4 separate regions of the Mus musculus genome follow, and regions 1, 2 and 4 are each linked to region 3. A link is a loop called in an ENCODE intact Hi-C map of the cell type or tissue named here. Cell type or tissue: heart. All regions are shown on one strand. Each heading gives the region's core, and the rest is flanking DNA. Links, peaks and the distances in the headings are about the cores only. Region 1 overlaps Sorbs3 (sorbin and SH3 domain containing 3). Region 2 overlaps Piwil2 (piwi-like RNA-mediated gene silencing 2). Region 3 holds the start of Ppp3cc (protein phosphatase 3, catalytic subunit, gamma isoform). Region 4 holds the start of Sorbs3 (sorbin and SH3 domain containing 3).

What was found. Hi-C counts contacts between places; a loop is a spot of excess contacts. Peaks named below come from ENCODE experiments on the same cell type or tissue, not always from the same donor. Only the 100,000 strongest peaks of a DNase experiment are listed, where the experiment ranks them.
Region 1: it touches region 3 in a loop (1.8-fold over the local background); 8 of 42 quality-filtered maps call a loop at or near these places.
Region 2: a loop joins it to region 3, with 3.0 times the contacts of the local background. A loop is called at or near these places in 2 of 42 quality-filtered maps.
Region 4: a loop joins it to region 3, with 1.9 times the contacts of the local background. A loop is called at or near these places in 8 of 42 quality-filtered maps.

Annotation. Positions count from the first base shown.
Region 1 is chr14:70,195,301-70,201,018 of GRCm38, reverse strand. It overlaps Sorbs3 (sorbin and SH3 domain containing 3), which reads left to right. Exons shown (of 21, transcript NM_011366.3): 5 at 1,674-1,737; 6 at 5,058-5,096; 7 at 5,513-5,606. Among named protein-coding and RNA genes, the nearest start is that of Gm26908, 5.3 kb to the left of the region's middle. In heart, for the core only: a CTCF peak has its summit at 2,424 (motif pointing right); DNase peaks (open chromatin) are centred at 2,288, 2,408 and 4,828; H3K27ac peaks cover 572 bases.
Region 2 is chr14:70,409,491-70,414,490 of GRCm38, reverse strand. It overlaps Piwil2 (piwi-like RNA-mediated gene silencing 2), which reads left to right. Exons shown (of 23, transcript NM_021308.2): 7 at 3,240-3,357; 8 at 3,985-4,109. Among named protein-coding and RNA genes, the nearest start is that of Gm24890, 17 kb to the left of the region's middle. In heart, for the core only: a CTCF peak has its summit at 2,968 (motif pointing right); no DNase peak of the experiment used is centred there.
Region 3 is chr14:70,286,809-70,292,526 of GRCm38, reverse strand. Ppp3cc (protein phosphatase 3, catalytic subunit, gamma isoform) reads left to right here and starts at 3,030. Exons shown (of 14, transcript NM_008915.3): 1 at 3,030-3,346. The coding sequence starts at 3,298. In heart, for the core only: a CTCF peak has its summit at 3,163; a DNase peak (open chromatin) is centred at 3,026; H3K4me3 peaks cover 2,493 bases; H3K27ac peaks cover 1,387 bases; H3K27me3 peaks cover 1,222 bases.
Region 4 is chr14:70,202,771-70,208,488 of GRCm38, reverse strand. It overlaps Sorbs3 (sorbin and SH3 domain containing 3), which reads left to right and starts at 818. Exons shown (of 21, transcript NM_011366.3): 1 at 818-965; 2 at 5,073-5,217; 3 at 5,441-5,558. The coding sequence starts at 862. It overlaps Gm26908 (a long non-coding RNA gene), which reads right to left and starts at 5,070. Exons shown (of 5, transcript XR_874791.3): 1 at 4,987-5,070; 2 at 1,635-3,125; 3 at 477-901. In heart, for the core only: CTCF peaks have their summits at 3,455 and 4,433; DNase peaks (open chromatin) are centred at 1,728, 2,228, 3,378, 4,938 and 3 weaker places; H3K4me3 peaks cover 4,973 bases; H3K27ac peaks cover 5,000 bases.

The sequences.
Region 1 (5,718 bases), core at 441-5,440, 92 kb after region 3:
GCCTTCCGTGCTGGGCCAGCCATATTTCCTCATAGTCATGGACCTTTCCTGCTTTGTAAGGTCCAGATGTGGTGGATTATGTGAAATGCCCTCTCTCCCTACACTGTTACATGTGTTCATGTAGAAAAATGTAGACGCCTTAGGAATAGCCACAAGACTGCGGAGATAGCTCAGTCTGTGAACTGCTGGCCATACAAGCCTGAGTTCTTATCTCTGAAACATTACACACACACACACACACACACACACACACACACACACACACACACGCAGCTGGACATGGTAGCACATGCTTATAGCTCCAGCACAGAGGCAAGTGGATCTCTGAGTTGGAAGCCAGCCTGGTCTACGTAATGAGCTCCAGTCAGAGCTACACAGAAAAACCTTGTCTCAAAAATTAATAAATTAATTAATAGACAGTGCCTGAAGAATAGTAACTGAGGTTGACCTCTGGCCTCCATATGCATGTGCATGCACATACACATATACAAACACACACACACACCTACACCCACACAAACATGCACTCGCGCATGTGCTGTGCATGCCCATACAGATATGAAAACCACGAGGAAAATGTAAATCGGTCTCCATCTCCTGATGGAGGGTCATCATGCTCTACACTGAAGAGAGTTCTCGCATGCGCTGAATTCAGGCACAACATGCCACATGAAGTTGCTACAAAAGGAGCTGGGGAGAAGGCTCAGTAGTCAAAGTGCTTACTGCATAATTAAAGCTAGGTGCTGCAATATATGTCTACAATCCCAAAGCTGGGGTTAGGGGGTCACAGGCAGGTCCAGTGGCGTCCTGGCTAAGCAGTCTAGAGGAAACAGTGAGCTCCAGGTTCAGTGAGAGATCCTGTCTCAAAAAAAAAATAATAATCTTTTTTTTTTTTTTTTGAGGAATGGTGGTGCCTTTAATCTTAGCACTCAGGAGGCAGAGGCAGGAGGATCTCTGTGAGTTCAAGGCCAGTGCAGACTACATACTGAGTTCTAGGCCAGCCGAAGGCTATCTAGTGAAACATTGTCTCAAAAATTAAAATAGAATAAAAATAAGGGGCTGAAGAGATGGTTCAGTGGTTAGGAGTACTTGTTCCTGGAGAAGACCAGGGTTGGAACCCCAGAACCCACATGGCACCTCACAACTGTCTATAGCTCTGCTTCCAGGGACGCTAATGCTCTCTTCTGACCTCTAAGGATATAAGCAAAACATTCATACACGTTAAAAAAATTTTTTTAGAGTAAACAAATAAAAATTAATTAGGTAGAGGGCTGGTGAAAAGGCTCAAGTGAACAAAGGCAGTTACCACCATCCCTAATGACCTGAGTTTGATCCCAGAATCCATGTGGTAGCAGCAGAGGTCCTACTCCTGCAAACTGTCCTCTGGCCTCCGCATGTGTGTGTGGAATCTGTACATCCCGGTGGTGTGCAATTGACCCCTGGCCTCCACATGTCCGTCCATGCACTGGGATGTGTGCCTGCATGCACACAGGTGCACACACATGCACACACACACACATCAGCACCAGCACCAGAGAGAGTTCCCAGACCCCAGCCATCTATAGGGATGTCAAGGTGCCCGAGTTGGCTTGTCACTGGGGAGGGTGGGTGAGCAGGGAGGCCTGAGAAGGGTGGGTGAGCAGAGAGACCTGATTTTAATTTTCTGATCTCAGAGTGTTGACAGCCCCAGAGACTGGTATCGAAGAATGTTCCAGCAAATTCACCGGAAAATGCCAGGTTAGACACCCTCCCAGGGCCCAGTAGACTCCCAACTATCTGGAACCTGTGGGCGGGATAGAAGGGGGATTTCTTTGCTTATGAAATGAAATTCTTCTGACTCCTCTCTCCAAGCTCTCATGTGAGTGGTCCTGGAAACAGGCACAAACAAACAAACAAACAAGTTGGTGCCTGTAACTCCAGCACTCAGGAGGCAAAGGCAGGGGGAAACACAGACTTGAAGGCCAGCCTAGGCTACAAAGTGAGACTCTCAAAAATCTAAAAAAAGAAAGTGGGTTTGGGGGAAGAAAGAGAAGAGGAAGGGAAGGAGGCAGGGAAGGAGTTTCTCTGTTCTGTCAATGTTTGACGCCAAGAATGGCCTCCAGAATGTAGTTGAGTGGACAGCGACCAGCTGAAGTTTCCCCATGTCCTCTGGGGGCTTCCTGGGATTTCTCTGGACTTCTGGCTAGGCTGTGGCACCACCCGGAGCAGTAGTGTGAATGCAGCCAATACTGAGCTGCGTATGAGCGCTCTACAGGCCACGTGTGCATTGAATCAATGCTTGCCTATCTCTGAGGACTTCCTGTGCACTGAGCACTGTTCTAAAAAGATGCCCAATACACAGATGGCAGAAAGGGCACCCAGAAGAGGTGAGGAAGGACCCTGTGAAGACGCCCTTGAGCTTAGCCCAGAAAGGGTAGAGAGGAATGTGGCCAGCAGAGGGCGCTCCAAAAACCCAGAGGGGAAAACACAGCCAGGGAAACCCTGGATTAAGGTTAAAGGGGATTCAGGATGGGAATCATAGTCAGAAAGGTCATAGGGTCAGGTCTTGGGAGGCTTTGGGGGTTCCTAAGAGGGCTTTGACTTTTATTGGACAAGAAACCTGGAACCTCTGAGCAATTCTGAGCAGCAGAGTGAAGAGTTCTAACCAAGATGACCGGGAGGATCTCCCATACAGCTAGACACAGAAGAGATGGTGGGAACAAGGCTACCAATTCCCCTGATTGGCAAGGCTGGGGGTGGGAGTGGGTAGGAAGCCATCACGAAAGCTCTGCTCTTATCCAGTCTACACCTAGCAGTGGCCCAGTCCCGGGCAGTGGGATGGAACGGTATGGTAGTTCCAGAGACATTCCAAGTATAGCATTGGAATCTGCTGATAATGGAACATAACATGACAGAACAGCATGAGAGTGACTTTAAACCTGAGCAAGCTGAAGGATGGAGCTGCCGTTTGGCCCCCTTTTTGTCTTTCAGATCAGGTCTCATGTATTCCAGGCTGGCTTTGAACTCACCATGTAGCTGAGGCTGACAGACAGCTCTCAGTCTTCATGTCTCAGGGGTCACGGGAGTGGGCCTGGCTTTGGTGCTGACATTTGTTAGAGACAGGGAAGATGGCAGAGGAAACAGGTTTAAGAGGCATTTGGAGCCTGGCAAGGTGGCACATGACTTTAGTCCTAGCACTTGAGAAACCGAGGCAGGAGTTCAAGGTCAGCCTGATCTGCAGTGAGTTCTAAGACAGCCAGGACTAGAAAATGAGTCAACCAGAACAAAAGACAACAAGAACGAGAGGCTTTCGGTTTTCCAGGCCTGCCACACCCAAGGGAAACAGGCAGCGGAATGTCCTGGGCTAGGTCAGGGGCGAGGTCTAAAGCTGTATATGAAGTACCTGGGGTGCTCAAAAAGATGGCAGCCTCCAGTCCTAGACAGTTCCGACGTGTAGCCCTGGCAGATAGCTGTCCTTAGATAGTGGCTCCCTTCGAGACTAAGTCCCTTGTATGAAGCACCATACCCAAAGCCACGGCTCTAGGGCCCCATGGTGGTAGCTCTATTGGGAAGCTGAGGCAGGAGGATTGCCATGAGTTCTAAGCTAACCTAGGCTATGGGGTGAGGTCCTATGACTCAGTGGTCAAAGGCTTCCAAGCCTGACGACCTTCAAAAGCCACCTCGTGAAAGGAGAGGACTGACATTTGCAAGTTGTCCTCTGACCCTCACACACATGCTGTGGCACGCATGCATCCTCACACATACAGACACAAAAGGACATGAACAAACAAACAAATAAACAAACAACCCTGAAGGGGCTGCAGAGTTAAGTGGCTGCTTTTCTAGAAGACAAAGACTCAAGTCCCAGCTTCTGCATGGCAGTGTACAACTCTCTGTAACTCCCGTCCCAGCAGATCTGGCCCTCTTTTGGCCTCCATGGGGAACCAGGCACACCTGTGGTTCACAGACATACATACATATAAAATATAAAATAAGTGTAAAAGTATGACAAATTTAGGTATAAGTAGTCATATTTGCATATACCTGCAGACAGCCTCTCATAGATGTTATAGCACCCCCCAGATTACTTATATTTAATACAAAGTAAATACTGTATTAGTAGCTACATATATACACTGTACTGTCTTGTTTAGGGAATAATGACAAGAAATAGTCTGTGCACATGTGCAGTGCAGATGATTTATATTCTCAAAGTGGACCTGGTTGAACCCATGGATATAGACCCTATGGAAACAAGGCTGAATGTGTTTGAAAAGCTTTGAGACTAGCCAAGATCATACAGGGAGACGGAGACGGGGAGCCAGGGAGACGGAGAAACAGTCCTTAGGATAGAGCCATGTGGGTTCAGAGAAGCCCCACTGAGGCGAGGAATGCAGCTGAGAGACTGGAGTTCCTTTCAAAGAGAGACAAGGAGAGCCAAATAGTCTCCCTGTGGCCAGATGAGAGAAAGCAGTTTCAGAAGGAAGAGCTGTGACAAATGCTACCACTGAGTCAAGCTAGATGATCATAAGATTGTAAGAGAACTGACCATAGGCTGGGTGCAGTCACCCAGCAGCAGAGGGAGGTAAAAGCAGGCTCCTGAGAATGGTGTTTGGGTTTTAGAACCTCTTACTTGACTCCTCCTCCATCCTGAGCCCAGAAAGTCCTGAACATTGGGAGGTGTGGGAGTGGACAAAGAGTGAGATAAGACATTTGAGAAGAAGGTGCAGTTGGAGAAGGGAAGTGGGGAGAGGCTGGCATGGCCAGGACAAGCCTACAGAGGTCAGGAGAGGGTGTGTGTATTGGGGGGGGGGGGATTAAGCAGGAGAACCTAGAGGGTGTGGTTGCCGCCCATTTGGCTCTCCCAGGCCTAAAGGCTGCCAGAGGCAGGCATTTCAAGCCCTCCCAAGGGCTGCCTTCCTAATTCCTTCCCTCCCTCAGGACATTCTTCAGGCCCTGACTCAGCCCTCAGCCCCTGCTCCAGGCAGAAGGGAGGCTGGGAGCAGCTAGGCAGGCTCCTAAAGCACCCTGTCCTCACTCTGTGTTCCGTTGATGACCTAGTCCTTTCTGTTCCCTAGACCTGCAGCTGGACTGGACCTTGGAAGACCCACCCAAAGGTGAGTGAGGGGTGTAGGTTCATTGGTTGGAGTCTAGAGACGTGTGGCCTGGGTTTGGGGGCTTCCTGGGTGGTGCGATCCCATGAAAGAGTATTTTAATGGGCACCTCTGGGAACACTAAGTCCCCTGGTAGTCAATGACTAAGACTACCTTCACTGTCCAAAGAGGCCTTGTTTTGCCATCTGCTGACCAGGTTTCCCTGGGCCTCTCTTTTCTTATCTGTGAAATGGGGATATCACCTGTTCCGAAGCTGTTTTGGAGAGTTTGTATCGTAAATCTCTTGGGACAACGCCCATGTTCTATCCCAGAATCCACCTCTGTCCCTGTGAACCTGTTATCCAGGTGTTAGAATGGAGGTATCACAGCCTAAAGTAACTGCCCGACACTAGTCCTTGTCTGCCTTCATTCATCTCCAGTGGTTTCCGCACGCGCCTCTTCTGCAGAACCCAGGCATCTAGGGACCCTGCAAAGACCTGCCTCCAGGCCTGGCACAACTGAGACTTCTAGCGGGTGAGCTGTGGCCAAGACCAAATAGAGACTAGTGTCCCCTTGTGGCCAAACCAGGCACAATCTGGGAGCAGACAGGAAAGGGTCTAGAGGTGCTCAAAGGGGGCTCCACAGC
Region 2 (5,000 bases), core at 1-5,000, 120 kb before region 3:
CCTATATAGCTCCTAGTTACTGGAATTACAAGTAAGCCACTGTGAGGGTTGATACAGTGTTATCCTGGTTAATTTTATGTCGACTTGACAAGGAACCCCAGCTGAGGAAGTGCCCTCATTAGACTGCCTGTAGGCAAGTCTGGAGGGCATTTCTGATGGACTGACATGGGAGGTCACAGCCCACTGCGGGTAGTGGCATCTCTGGGTAGGTAGTTCCTGACAAACGCTGGGCGGAATTCAGGGAATCCTGCTGAAGAGGGGGAGGGAGGATTGCAGGGGCCTGAGGGGTCAAGGACACCACAAGACAACTCAGAGACTCAACACATCTGGGTTCAGGCTCACTGAGGCTCAAACATCAGAGTCTGCATGGGGCTCACCCAGGCCCTCCGTGTATGTGTTACAGTTGTGTAGCTTGTTGTTTTTGTGGGACTCCTGTTTGTGGCACTTGTATCTGCTTTTGGGACCCTTGCTATCCTACTGGGTTGTTGCTTTGTCCAGCCTTAATATGCAGGAAAATGCCTAATCTTATTGCAGCTTGATATGCTGTTTAGGTTGACTACTCTGCAAGCCTGCTCTTTTTCTGAATGGAAATGGAAGAGTGAATGGGGGGGAAGGGGGGGAGGGATGGAGGAGAAACTGCTGTCCAGATGTAATATATGAGAGAAGAAATGAAGAAAAAAGGAAGCAAACTAAGCAAGCCAGTAATCAGTACTCTTGCATGGGTTCTGCTTCAGTTTCTGCCTCTAATTTCCTGGCTTTAAGTCCTGCCCTAAATTTCCTTAGTGATGGGACGTGACCTGAGAGTTGTACATGGGAATAAAACACCTCCTCCCTCAATTTGATTTTGGTCGTGGTGTGTTATCATAGCTATAAAAAAAAAAAAAAAGCAAACTAGGGCAGGTTCAAGCATTTTACTGACTGAGCCTAGCCCAGTTGGACTTTTGAAGCCATGGTGTGAAGGTGATGTAATAGAGAAGATACTGATAATATGGAAAACCCTGATGTGGTACAGGAGTTGCCTGTAGCTCTGTTGCTTCCTCATGGAATAGGAACAGGGAGGGGAATGCCAGAATGTTGCTCTAAATGTGCATAGGTGGGGTTTGTCCCAGTCTGAAAACCCCAAATCTGAAATGCCCCAGAATCTAAACATTTTTGAATGTGGACATGAAGCTCTAAGTAGAAAATTACACACCATGAAACTTTTCATATACAGACTTGTTAAAAGTATTATGTAAGGGGCTGGAGAAATGGCTCAGTGGCTAAGAGCATTTGCTGTTCTTGCAGAAGGTCAAGGTGTTCCAAGCACCCACATGGTGATTCACAAACATTGGTAACACCAGTCCACAGGGGTCCAGTACCCTCTTCTGACTTCCATGGTCATCAGGCACATATGTGTTACATATACATATAGTTATTCTGACCTCCATGATCATCTGGCACATATGAGCTACATATACATGCAGTTAGGCAAAATATTCATACACACAAAACAAATCTAAGCCAGGTGTAGTGGTGCAGGAATTTAATCCTAGCATGCGGGAAGCAGAGGCAGGCTGATAGCCACAAGGCCAAGGCTAACCTGGTCACACAGTGAGTTCGAAGCCAGCCAGGGCTACTAAATAAAGACCCTCTTTCAAAAGACAATGACAACAAAACACCCCTAAGCCTAAAAAAAATTTTTAAATATATATAAAATTACTTTTAGACTGGGCATACACAAAACGTGAGTGCATTTCATGTTTATACTTAGGTCTCATGCACAGGATATTTTATTATGTATATGCAAATACTCCAGGATCAGAATGCTTTGGATTTAAGCATTGGCATGAAATGTACTCAATCTGCATATGAGGGAAATGCTACCATGTGAATATTTAATATTAGGGATGCCAGTTGAATTTTGTTACGTCTTCCTATACTTGAACACACTTGGATCTTGTTTTTAATCTTGGATTTATTCACACTTTACAGTTGCAGAACAAGATTGTGCCCTAGTGTATATGGTAGAACAATCATTGATAATTAGGTAGCTGTTACAATTTGTTAAGCTGCCAATTTGCTGCAGTGAATAATATAAAGTTTAAATCACCATGAATGAAAATGATTACAATCTCATTTTTAAAGTACCTTATGGCAGGATATTGTGGTTCGTGACTTTAATCCCAGTACTTGAAAGTCAGAGGCAGGTGGATCTCTTTGAGTTCAAGGCCAGCTTGGTCTACAAGAGACTTTTGTCTCAACAACAAAACAAAAGCAGTTTAGTGGCTGGAGAGATGGTTTAGAGGTTAAAAAAACAACAAAAGCTTGCTATTCTTGCAGAGGACTGAGTTCAGTCCAGCATCCATATCAGGTGGTTCACAACCCATATAATTCCTGCTCCAGGGAATCTGCTACCCTCTGCAGATGCACATAGTCACATGCATATAGACATAAAAATAAATCTCAAAAAGAATTCTTTAAACAAGTGGGGGGAACACTTTAAAAGTGTGTGCCGCTGAAGATTGAGAGCAGGGGTTGGCAGACCACAGTCAGCCCAAGGTCAGGCCTGGCTCACAGCTTGTTTAACCGTGAAATTGTATTGAACTTTGCCATACTTGTGCCATTCTATGCTATGATTTTGTGTTTTTATAGCAAGAGTGTATGGCCATGTAAAGTTTTAGATACAATATGGCCCCTTACGGTGTTCTGATCCTCTGCTTAGAAGTCTAGAAGGATATAAATGATGTGTAAAAGCAAGCTGTCTAGAATTATGGATTTTTGTTTGTTTTATTTTGTTTTGCCTTCCCTCCAGATCTTTATCAGTTGCTTATAGAGGTTTTAAACTGATGATCCCCGTGCCTCAGCCTCTCATGTAGCTGAACTGCACGCATAAACTCTAAGCCTGGTAGATTAGTTACATTTTCTAATGTTTCTACTCCAGCAGGTATCCTTGAGACATTCTTTAGTTAGCTGTGTAATTATAAATATGACCACTAGGTGGAGTGCAGGTACAAAAAATGCTTCTTTTTTTTTTATTAGATATTTTCTTTATTTACATTTCAAATACTATCCCCTTTCCTAGTTTCCTCTCCGAAAGTCCCCTATACCCTCTCCAACCCACCCACTCCTGCTTCCTGGCCCTGGCATTCCCCTGTACTGGGCAAAAAATGCTTCTTGAAGTCACATAACTTACTGCGCAGCTTTGGTAAAGATTGCTGTTTGAGTCAAACTGAACTAAAATCCCCTTTGTTATTTTGCAGCCCCAGTGTGGAATGCAAAAGCATGAGGTTTGGCATGTTGAAGGACCACCAGTCTGTCACTGGAAACGTCACTGCTTTTGATGGCTCTATTCTTTATCTTCCTGTTAAGCTTCAACAAGTGAGACCCAGTGGAGAGTGTGGTGTGGGTGAAACTCCGGTGTGCTCTGAGGGGTTGAGTAGTGGCAAAGTACACATTTTCTGGACAGTTTGCTTGACAGAAGGCAGATTTCTGCAGAACACAGCAGGGATCAACCCCCAGCCCCACTCCAGCTTGCGTTTATGAAGTAACGTTTCTGATACGTAAATGGACTGGTAGGAAGTGGACTGGTAGGAAGCATTGGGTCTCTGACAAATCACTCAGATTTTCAACGTCAGGGCTCAGCAGTAAAGAACACCCGATTCTCCTGCAGAGAGCCCAGTTCATCTCCTACCACCCATACTGGGTGATCCGGTCATCCTCTCCAGGTCCAGGGAGCCAAAGCCCTCTCTGGCCTCCTTGGGTATATATATACCTGTATATACATGATACATATACATAACGTCAATTAAAAACAAAACTAAAGATTTCAGTGTTCAACTTTGAATCTTATTTATTTTGTTTGTTTGTTTATTATCACACTGATTTTGCCAGCACAGGCTGTGAAGTGAGGGGAAGTAGAAGCTACCTTTTGGGCTCTAGAACTGAGTTAGGGTTAAGGCTGTGTAGCGTTGTCATTTCTCGTTACTGTACATGTTTATTTCTTAGGTTGTTGAGTTAAAAAGTCAGAGGAAAACTGACGATGCCGAGATCAGTATCAAGATTCAGCTGACAAAGATCCTGGAGCCGTGTTCTGACCTGTGCATCCCCTTCTACAATGTTGTCTTCCGGCGGTAAGGAAGCTGCTGCAGGCTGTGTCTGTAACTCGCCATGGTGGGAATAAGGCTCCCCAGGAGGTGTGCGTGGTGCCACACACAGTGTGTGCCTGTGGGTGGGCTTGGAAGCACATAATGAGTGATCTTAGTATCAGCTCATTCAAAAATTACCTCTCACTCGACAGGTCAGGTGTGGGTTCCTGAAGTTAGGTGTGTGGGTAGCTGAGTAGGCAGATGGAGTCTTTTGGATTCGATTAAGAATTTTTCAGACCGGAGTTTGTTTTTGAGACAGGATTTTGTATAACTCAGGCTAGTCTCAAACTTGATGTGTAGCTGAGGATCGCCCATCCTGACCCTCTTGCTTCAGCTTCCCTAATGCTGGGATTATGATGACCACACTCAGCCAAAACAGACATTAACATGTGAAGCACTCCTCAGAGTACAGAGATATTTGGTGAGAGATAGCTTCTACACTTTAAAAAATTATACATAGTTTATAGTTGTTTATCTCCTTTTGAGGGGCTCTCAATTTTATACAAGAGTTAATTCCAAACTATCTCATTTGATGAACTAGAACCTACAGTGAGCTGCTGGAACAAACGCAGTTCCCTTGCTGGGCTGTTCACAAGTTGGAAACTAGTTCATCTGCATTCTCTTTAGTTCATGGTGGTCAGTAATATAATTAAGCTGGGAGATAGCCCTGGGTCCAGTGAGCTGGGTCCTGAGGGGGCCTTGAGTCACGTGTACACACTGCAGATGCATGCCTTTCTAGCTCAACTCTCCTATAGCAAGACTGTCGTAAACACAGGCTACATTATGCAGAGATCAGAAGCTCTTCTGCACTTCAGGCTTGCAGAGGAAACCGTAGCTAAGACTGAAGGAGCTTTCTGACAGCTTTTCTGTTAGGCT
Region 3 (5,718 bases), core at 387-5,386:
AAAAAAAAAAAAACTCAACAAAATAGATTTATAAGTAAGTCCAGGGTCTGGAGAGATGGCTTAGGACTGGAGAAATGCCTAGTGGTTAAGAATATGTACTGCTTTTGCAGAGGACCTGAGTTCAATTCCTAGCACCCATGTTAAGTGGCTCTTAACTGCCCATAACTCCAGCACCAGGGATAGTGTCCAACATTTCTGGTTTCTGTAGGCAGTGGCACATACAAATAATTTTAAAAATATAACAATGAGCCAGGCATGGTGGCACACATCTTTAGCTCCAGCACTTGGAAGGCAGAGGCAGGCAGATGTCAGTGAGTTGAATATATATGTATGTGTGTGTGTGTGTGTGTGTGTGTGTGTGTGTGTGTGTGTACATATATATTCATATTCCTTATGGCTTGAATATGAGGCATATTTCTTATACCTTGAACTCACACACCACACAAGTCTCTTCACAAAGGACTGTCACCATGACATAGAAGCTGAAATAAACTGTTTCCTTCCCAAGTTGTTTTGGGTCATGGTGCTTTATTACAGCAAAGAAACCTAACTAAGACAATATCCCAATTGTCCAGTTATACTTCACTCAGACTCTGTGTACAAGAGCATATGAAATTATTTTAAAAGGAGGTAACTTTGTTATTCTAGTAAGCAATGAGCATCTTATATAAAAAGACCAACCTAGACACAGAATATAGTCTCCACCTTTAGAGTCTAATGGAGAAAGAACTACATAATAAATATTCTGATCCTCCTGCCTCCACCTTCTGAATGCTAAATTTTTTTATGTCATGGAGGTGAATCTAATTTAAGATCCAAGTAGGTAATCCAGTGTAATGGCACACAACTTTAATCCCAGCACTTAGGAAGCAGAGGCAGGTGAATTTCTGTGAATTCGAGGCCAGCCTGGTCTATGGAATGAGTTCTAGGATAGCCAGAGCTACACAGAGAAACCCTGTCTCGAAGGGAAAAAAAATCCAAGTAGTTGATAAACTTTCCATAACTAATACTGAATAATCTATTGTTTCCTTTTGATTTAGAGTTTCCCAAAGCTTTTTGGTTTTAGCAATCCTGTCGGTGTTAGCATCTGATTCCATGTCTGTTCAATGGAGGTATAGCACTCTGATTGCTTCTTAAATAGAGAACTTTCTTAAAATATCACAACTGTTCTCATTGTGGAAGCCTGAAATCACACTCTGTGAAAACAAAACCAAATTCTATTTAGTCTCCGAAGGGCTCCTGCCTCAAGTGTGCCTTACCGTGAAAGATTAGGTCAAGACAACAGGAGACAAGGGAGGGTCTGATTCTAGTCCATATGCTAGACCTCCTTTCTGTACACAAATCTATATTAGGGGAGACTTAGTCTTGACCCTATAGTCTCTTAATTATCCCACAGTACTTCCTGCACTGCCTGGCAAGGTGGTAAATACCAATAATCCCATCATTTGGGAGGTGTCGGCAGGAGGATCAGTAGCTCACCGTCACTCTTGGCTATGAGTTCCAGGTTAGCTTGAATGGCATAAGACCTGTTTCTAAAGACAAAACAAACAAAATCCCCAAGCCAAGCCAAGCCAACCCTTTCTACAATGATGAAAATGTCTTATCACAGCCAATAATGCAGCCAGCACTTGAAGTTTGGCTAAGACACAAGAGGAAACTGAACTACTAAAATTTAATTTACAATGCCACATATGGTTACTTATTGGCCATTGTAGTAACTATGAAGACTGGTTGGCCTATAAATTGTACGTTTCCTTGGATTTAAGTTTCAATATTTCATTATCATTGCTAAAATAAAAAAAAAAAGCAAAGTACTTTTTGCCTGGCCAAGTCCTGTCCTCAGTGAGAAAGAGGCTTCTAATTAAGGAGCAATAATGACCAATTTTTAACCTAAAAATAAGCCAGATTGTGAAACTTGACTATGGGATTGCAAGTCCCCATCACTGCAAAAATAAAACAAAATAAAAAACATATGAGGAGGGGATGAGGAAAATGGCTCAGTGAAACACAAGCATGGGGTTCTGTTTGAGTCCCTGCATTCAAATAGAACCTGGGTACAACCTCAGCGTTTGTAACTTCAGTGCTATGGGGGAAAGGGGACAGGCAGAGGGACAGGTGAGAGAATTTGCTGGCCTTCCAGTCTAGCAGGCATGTCAGCTTCAAGTTTAATGGGACCCTGTCTATTAAATTTAAGGTAGGAGCACTAGAGGATGGCCTCGACCTCTGGCCTCCATATGTGCTCGTATGGGCCAGCTCACCAGCACACACAAATACAAACACTTCATGCATGCACACACACCTACTCCACACCACACATACATGACACGCGCACACACACTCACACACGGTAGGGAGGCAGGTGCGGTGTCACTGTGTGTCACTATTCCACAGTGGAATAGATGCGTCCAAGTAGGCAGGTGACAATATAAGGGGAAATCGGTTAGAAGTCAATTCCCTTTCTCAAGGAAGCCTGGGCTAGCGTCCCAGAAGACAGTGAGTGACTGCTGTCTCATGTATATAGAAAGGGAGACACCGCTTCTCAGAAACGGGGTTCTCCCAGGAGCTGAACTGGAGTAGGATGGCCACGGAGGTACTTAGGCTGCTAGATACAAGCTGTATGCAACAAACATGAAGTTGACAGGGGTTTCAAAGTTTGGGGGTTGGTGAATGGGAGAGGGTAACCTGAGAAACAGGGTAGAATGGTTAATTTCTTATGGAGACAAAGTGGGTGGAGGACCCCAGTGATAACGGAGAGAGCGTTCATGAGATAGGGGCTCTCTCTGATGAGAGGGACACAGACTCAGTGGCAGCCACCAAGAATCAGGACACCTGCCTGGTCCCAAGGTCGCAGCTGCTTCCGAGGTCCCAGCGGCTGGTTTGAGAAGCTACAGGTCAGGGTTGGGCGTCCAGAGCATCTGCCCCACGCGAGGCGGACGGCGGTCAGCAGTGAATCCGGAGCTGAGACCCGAGATCCGCGCGTGCGCAGAGCGCGGCTGCGGCCCTCGAGGCCGCCGGGAAGTTGTGAGCGCGGAGGCGCGCACGCGGGGCCCCAGCCGCGCGCAGCCGCGGTCTCCCTAGTTGTGTCCCTCAGCCGCGGTCGCCGTAGCTCTCGACGCGGTCGTCCCCGCCGAGCCGCGGGCGCCGCCGCAGGGAGGGAGCGGCGCTGCGGCCGCCGCCGTCCGAGGACGCCCCGTATTCCGGGGCCCGGCACGGTGGCTGCCCGCTCGCCGAGCGCAGCCCGCCTAGGAGGAAGGCGGCGGCTTGCGTCCAGCGGGCCGCCGGAGCCGGGAGGAGACCATGTCCGTGAGGCGCCCTCAGTTCTCCACGACCGAGCGCGTCATCAAAGGTGCCGAGCGCGCCGCGGGGAACGGCCCTCGCCGGGCGACGGCTCGGGGACTCGAGGAGCGGGGATGGAGGCAGCGGCGGGAGGCGCTGCAGGGCGCGGGGAGGACCGGGCTGCTGTCCGCCGGCGTCCCCGGTGACTGCTGGACGGGTACCTAGCGGGAGGTGGATAGAGCGACCGCGCCCGCCATCCACTCCCGAAGCATCCAGGCGGTTTCTCCTGATTCCCCACTTTTTGGTCTTTCATCTGGGGACACCGTCTGGGTTGTGTGAGCAGGGAGTTCTCTTGACTCACCCAAGTCATGCCTTTCCTTAGGCTCAGCTCTTTTTTGACAGCTCCTTACCAAACCCTTTAAAAAATTATTTTTGAGGGGTGTGGTGGGTATACTGTGCACGTTTGGCTCACTTTCTCTACATATCCCAAGTCATTGCTTTTATTAAAAGAAACAAGATGATAGTGACACAGTCTTCTTAAAAGGGCTTACAAGTTTTGGCTATAAGGACTTGGTGAATAATAATCTCCCAGATGTCTCTCATTATATCTGATATTCAGTTATTCTAAGGAAACACGAAAGTGTTTCTAAATCTTCTGAGTTTATGATATAGTTTCTGCCCTTTACCCAAAAGGACCTGTCTAACATAACCACTGATTCACATGCTTCTATTGTCCGACTTCTAAGACCCCTCCATAATAATAGTTGGTTTGAAAGCACTGTTTTCTAAGAAGGTGCTATGCTTAGACCAGTTATTTCTGAGTGAGGTGGTTTTCACCATAGTGGGAAAAAACTAAAAATTATTTCCCCGTTTCATTTTGATATTAGGAGACAGGAAACTAAGATTAGTAATGATAATTTTTTTTTTAAATAAGGGGGAGCCTATTGAGTGCTCAGAGAGAGAAGGATAGTATTGGTGTCATAAATGTTAGTTATCTGCCTTGGCAGACAGTACTTTTGAGACTTATTTCCTCAGAATTTGGAATCATTAGGGATTGAAGTCAATTGTTCATAGAATGGACTTAGTCCTTTAACAGCTAGAGTGCCATGACGGTCTTCGTGGAAGGCTTTATAGCATTTAAGCCATGAGGAAGATCTGAGCCTCTTAATACACAGGAATCACTTCTACAACCTTCCCTGGTGAAGCAAGGTCATGGTGGACATTAACTTCTGAACTGTCCCGGGTAGCACGGGCCCATGCAAACCAACTGCGCAAGGGCAAGGGTGTTGGCGGGTTCCTCCCACGTTAAAATGATTTCTCGCCACTCTACCATTGTAGTGTTTCGTCCTTCTTTTTCTTCCCATATTTTTCTCTTATCAAAATATGCCTATTTCTCAGCTGAAGTAGACAGGGGAACCACTTAAACCTGAATCCCCGAGTCAAGCCAGGATAAATGAGGTCTGCGCGAGGCTTAAGCGGCGCTCTCCTCAGACCGGCAAGAATCTCAGAGTCTAATCTCCTTTTGTACCAGCTTATTTTCACCAGATTGCATCAAGGACATTGTAAAATGACCGTGTCTTACACTTAAAACGGAAGTGAAATGAAAGGCACTTGAAGTACAGGTGTGTTTACAGCTGAGCGGAAAACCATCTATAGAGTCTGTATGATTGGATACCAACTTGTTCTTTAACAGAATTACATATTAACACATGCTGTGTAGGAAAGGACCGAGTGTCGCTCTGTGTGTGAGTGACTGAGCAGAGTTTTATTCTGTGTCCAGCCAGGCAAATTCGTGGTTATTTCCCACTGCAGACTCTGCAGTGGTACACACCCATTTTAAGGCTTGGAGGGCGGGGAGGGGGAGGGGCGCTCTCTCTATAGTCCTGGATACCCTGGAGCTTCAAAGATCAGGCTGAACCCACAGAGCTCCTGCTACCTCTCCCTCCTGAGAGCTGGAATTAAAGGTGCATGCCACCACAGCTCACCTTTTTGTCTTTTTAAATAAGATTTATTTTATGTATTTGAGTATCGTGCCTGCATGTACATATGTGCACCATGTACATGCCTGTAGCTCTCAGAGGCCAAAAGAGGAGTTTGGATCCTCAGGAACTGGAGTTCCAGGCTGTTGTAAGCTGTCACGTGGGTGCTGGCAACAGGGCCTGAGTCCTCTACAACAGAAGCAAGTGCTGCTCGCCAGCCCCAAGCCTAAATCACATTCATAAAAGGATTCCAGATACTTGCAATGTGTGAAGTCATCTCACATATAAAAACTTTAGCATAAGCACTTGACTTCAGCAGTGTTGGATTCTGTGTAACATTTTTCTTGGGTTTCTCAGAGTTTGAAATAGTTTTAAGTCTCTTACCAAAGTGGGGTGTGAGGCCAAGCAAGGTGGTAAATGCCAGCAGTCTCAGGACTGGAGAGGTGGAGGCAGGAGGATCAAG
Region 4 (5,718 bases), core at 359-5,358, 84 kb after region 3:
GAATTGGCTGCCTGGGGCTGGGTGGGGCTCCTGGTGACTGGGATCAGATAGCTAGAAAAAACAGAGCAGTTACGTAACTGTGTTTACATGGGCTCAGGTGGCTGTGGCAACCATGGCAGTCCTTGACCCAAGGCCATGCTGGAGGGGTGCAGGCAGCCGACTACTAGGGAAGGAGGTCCCTCTTGAGCAGAAGGGTGTGCAGGAGACAGAGCATGGCATACTGACCAGGGCTGCACTATCTGGGACAATGTTACCTGGCTCTAATGTGCCACTGGAAGCTACTCAGGGTGAGGCAGGCAGGCAGCAGCCAGCTACAGCTAGGGGGAGGGGTCAGGAAACCAGACACCTGGCTCTCTAAGTCCAGTCTCTGAATTCTTGCTACATTTTTCTCCCTAATCTTCTTAAAAGAGGAAGAATTCTCCCTAAATCTGGGCAGAAAAGAGGGCAGGAGATTATTTAAGTTTCCTTGGACTTACCTGCCCTGCGGTCCTAGCGCCTCGTGCCTCCGTGTTTTGTAAAGCCATCCGAATACTTGTGAACACAGTGAGCTCCAACCTGAGAGGTGGCGAGCCAGCCCCGGCCTGACTGACAAAGCAGAGCTGCAGCAGTTCAGCCCTCCATTGCCACCCTCCCCGTTCCTCCCAACCTACATCCTCCAAGACTGTTTACTAGACTCCCCATCCCCATAGAGATGGGACTGGTAGCCAGTCCTCAGCTCCCTTGCCCACACTGTGCCTTCTCTTGTGAGAAACAGGAAGTTGGGACCTTCGGCAGCTCAGCGGCACCCTCTACATTAAATATTTATCTTGGAGTCCAGGTCAGAGCCTTAGAGCCTAAGAAGTTCACTGCTGGTGAAGGGGGATGGCCAGGATTCTTGGAGTGGGAAGATCTTCAGCTTCGTCTTTGAACAACAAAGAAGACAATGAAAGTGATGTAGCCCTTCTTAGTCCCAAGGACCCTAACAGGTGGGAAAACTTTAAAGAGGGACATGGGTAGTACTTTTAATCCCCTGGGGGAGGGGGAGGCTGCTTCCCTGGAATGGGTGGATAATCAAGTGGCAGAGAGGCTGTGTACAGCTGCCTGACCTCAAAGAGGGTCTCAGAGCTCCTCCACTCCTCCATCTCTCTCCCTTCAGCTTTCCTACCTCCGCCCCTCCCACAAACACCGTGTACTGTGTAATACCTACATCCGTTAAAAACACCTCACGTATGCGAATCAGAGCCCTGTTAGCAGGTTTACATCTCTGGAAGCCTATGAAACTGCTTCCTGAAGACTCCCCACTCATGGGAGCTCTGGCACGCTCATCTCTTGAGCTGTCCTTGACCTAAGTTTCCCGGGAGGTGGGGGTGGGTTTTGTTTGCGGGCACCACAAACAGTTCTTCCCCCACAACTGGGAAAATGTGAAGCTAATAAGAGGTGAGCGTGCTAGGGGCTGTGATGTCCTGGGAAACACTAACTCCAGGTGGCTCAGGCACCAATTAAAAGGCAGTAGGTGTCATTTACCATACTCAGCAGTGGACCAGAAACCGTTTTTTTTACCGGTTGATTTGTTGGGGACTTGGGTTCGCAGTGAATCCTAGGCTAGGAGTACTCCAGGGTTTCCATTGTCAGTAAACATTTGCCCTGGCACCTACCAGCAGAAGACTGGACGAGGAGGGGAGGAGGGAGGGCCAGAGAGAATGGGGAGCCAGTGGGCGGTGTCCTTCAGATCTGCGTCAGCAGTCAGCACTGTAGGAACAGCGGAAAAGCAGGATCAAAACAAATACGGTGAATGGGAACACCAAGACCCTCTTAACCTCATCCCCGCCCAAAGGGCCCCACCCTTATCCTCTTCAATGCTGTGGCACGTCCAGGGAGCCGGTCGATTCCCTCCCCCAAACTTTGCACGTGTGTGTGAGCATCCTCACGTTTGCCAGTACACGAGTGTTTGCAAACGCCTGGTCAGTGCGCTTAGGTCTAACAAGCATGAACTCTCTCTCCCCAAGCGGGTGTTGCCTTGTTCCTGGGCCACCGTGACTTATCTCGGTCCCAGCCTGTCTGCCTCCGGGCCTGTCTCCTGCCTCTCCAAGGCCGAGGGCTGCGTATCTAATTCCGGCCCCACCCGGGCTCTGGCACTCAGGGACCATTCGGTTAATCACTCCTGCCCTGTGTCCTGGCTCTTGTGGAGCAGCTCGCTTCCCACACCCTGGAAATGTCGCTGGAAACTCTGAGTGGCCCCCGCCAGCCCTCCCGCCCCTTTCTGACTCCAGCTTTGCGGTGGGGGCCGGGGAAGGCATCTGGGAAACCCAGCGGGCTCCCGGGGGACCCTCGGTGGCCCCTCCCGGCACCGCCTCCTGGACAGCCCGGCCCCTTGGGCAAGGGGCCACAGTGTTCCCGTGGCGCGTCGCCGGACAGAGGGCACTCGCGGGAGTGAGTGAGGGAGTAGCAGGCATCTCCACTTTACTCCAGCATAGCCCCGGCTCACAGTTCAAATCCAAGTCCCAAACTCCTCCTGCCGCATTCATCTCAGGGTCCTGCCTCCTAGCGCGCCCCCTCGGCCGCTCTCTTCCTTGTTGGGCGCCGAGCCTGGCCCAGCGTCCTGACCAGTCACGAGGGCCGTGACCACCCGCACTTTTCCCTGCCCTCTTTCCCCGAGGGCTCGCCGCGGCTGCTCCAGGCAGAAGCGGGCTGGGATGCTCCTGCCCTCCTGGGCAGCCCCAAGCCCCCCCACCTGCTCGCCGGGGGAAGGTAGGTTCAGCGATGCAAAGGGGCGGGAAGGAGGCAAGACATAGCCTGGCGTGGACCGGAGCGAAGGCGTAGAGTCCCTCCCTCCGTGTCCTGGTCTCTGAGGTTGTACAAACCAGAAAAGGTGAATTTGAAACCCCCTGACCCTGTTAGTGGGGAGCTATAGTTTGATAAGACCTGGAAAGGCAGAGAACGACGTCCCCACCATCAAGGCCTCACTCAGATGGGAAGGAGTCCACCAAACCTGGACGTTCTTCATTCTTCTAGGGGTCTGCTGGAATGCAGGGGCTGCCTGGATTCTGGGAACTCACCAGAGGTGTCCGTTTTATGCTAGACAGATACCAATTCCCCAGGAGACCTCTGTCTTCCTTAGGTTCTGCCAAATGTCTCCAGGCAGCCTGCTGGGAGAAAAACCAGGACCACCATGGGGGGCCCTATCCTAACCTCGAGTATTCCCAGGAGCTCAGTGGGAGGGGAGCCGATGGAGGTATCCTAGGGTCAGTAGCTCCTGAAACAAGGTGGTGATGGAGAACTGGTCCTTTTTCCCTAGAGAGGACACTTCTGGATTTGCTGGGAGGGTGGGACACAGTGACATTAGGGAAGGAAGGCCTGTCAGCTGATGGGTGCAACTGCTGATGCCGAAGGCAGTTTGGCCTCAAGCCCTCAGCCGGGCAGGGAGGGGTAGCACACAGCCGGTGTGCCCAGGCTTCCTGGGTCATCAGTCTGCCTGGCTTCACTTTCCCCTGGAGGAAGTCCGAGAGTCGGCAGGCAGCAGCGGTGAGGGCTGCGGGAACGGGTGGCGGGAACGGGTGTGTGTTTGTATGGTTAGCTTTTTGGTAAGAGCTTTAATTGAATCCAGCTGGTGGGCTGCACCTCAGCCTCCCCTCCCCACACACAAAGTCAGGGATTGGCTGGGTCCCCAAAAGGCTGCTCAGATGTCAGAAGGAATCCCCACAAATACAGACCAGAGACTTACTGACCCTAGCCTTCCTCGTCTCCTTGTCCATGCCTGAGCAGGATGTGAGCACAGAAAATAAGGCCCTGCAGGCCTCCTCTGTACCCTTCCCACAGCTCCTGTGCTGTCCATATGACCCCTTGCTGTACACAGTCCTGACATTCCCGAGCTCCTCACATGATCCACCCTGCCCTCCCCCACCCCATCACATTCACAGCACTGAACATATCCTACCACACACAGGACACCACCTGGGATATCTGGTGTCCTTTCTTGGAACCCCCACAAACCCCACAGGCACATACAAGCCTGATTTGGCCCAGTCCAAAAGGTGATGTAAGTCTATCCCCCTAGTGCCCCATTCAGCCATAAAGATGAAGAGCTGAAGATCCTATACCCCAGCTCTCTAGACCCTAAAATCCCTTTGTGCCCCTGAACCATGAGTGCTCTGTCCTCTTGCACTCATCTATGGGTGTGCCCTTTTGCTCACCCATCTCCCAGGTGCCCCGAGCTCCCTTCTGCTGACCCCCGGGTGAGGCAGAACCGACTGGCTTGTCAGGCAGATGCTCTGAGTCAGGAAGGAGCCTCCCTTCAAAGCCAAGCTTGTGGGTACAGGAGCATTGGTCGGTGTGCAGGAGAAAAACCTCAGCACCACCCCCAGGGCAGAAGCAGGTCCTCTGGTGCTGCCATCTGCTGCTTTCCCTTCCATTTCCCCCAGCGCTGGCTCTGAGTGTTCTGGAGCCCTGATGTGCACAGGAGGCCAGCGGGCAGCCCCACATTCCCTAGATCTCAGAAGTGGCTCCCTGCCTGCCTGCCAATGCTCTCCCATGCTCTCCCTGGCCCTGGTGGTAGGGATGAGGGCACTGCTGCTGGCTGCTTCGCAGTGGTCAGCAGGTCGGTGGCCTTGATGTTGACTGCCTTTGTGCCTGTGTGCACGCAGATGCTACCCAGGGCAGAAGCATGACAGAAGAATGGAGACAAAGTCCTCTGTGCTCAGGTCCTCTGTGTTAGCTGCCCTAGTTCCCCTGTGCCTTCCCTCGAGGGGAGCTGGCTATCCTGGCACGGAGAGCCCCAGAAGGGTGGTCAGCAGGCTGCAGGCCTGCTCCTGGCCAGCCTCTCTATCTTCCTCCTTGCCTGGCTTCCCCTCCCCCACTCCCACCCAGAGCTCGTGCCCCAGGCCTAACAAGCAATCCATTGTGCCTCTGGGAGTCGGCACTGGCAGCCTGCAGGCGGGTGCCCAGAGCTGCCTGTTTCCTGGGTCCTTGAGCTCCCACCCAGCTGGCCATAATTCCCTCCCACAAACCTACCTTCCTCCCCCACCAGTGGGTTGAGTCAAGAGGTCCCAGGCAGTCCAGCCGAGCAGGGCTTTCCCTTCCTTCCTCCTTCTCTGCAGAGTACACACGAAGGAGCAGCTGGCACATCCTGCGTCCTCCAACCTTGACCCAAGCATGCAAGGCCTCCCTGCTGGGCTCAGCCTGGATGATTTCATCCCTGGTCACCTCCGAACCCATATAGGCTCATCCTCCCGGGGGACAAGGGTGAGTGAACAGCGAGGAAAAAAGGACACTGATGGGCCAGCAGTTGATGGGACACTAGCAGGCCAGGTGGGGGGAGCCGTGGATCGACAATATAAGGAGGGAAGACAGTCTGAAGGAAGCTCCTAAGAGCCTCCGAAACTTCCCCAGGAGGCCATTCCTTCCCAGTGGAACTCCTGTGGAGCCTCTGGGCCCTGAGCTTGCCGCTCCTGGCCCCTCCCCACAGGTGCCAGTGATCCGGAATGGTGGCTCCAACACCCTTAATTTCCAGTTTCATGACCCTGCGCCCAGGACTGTGTGCAATGGCTGCCCCCCACCCAGGAGAGATGGTTCCTTGAATCCAGGTGGGTCTGCTTGGGAAGATCTGCTCTAAGAACCTTACGCAGGGGATGGGGCAAGTTCCCTGTGCCACATGGAAAGGAACTGGATCTTTCAAGGCCATGAGAAGGTCTCCAGGGAACTGTGGGTTCAGCTTAGGGTTCTCTGTGATCCTGCAGATCTTGA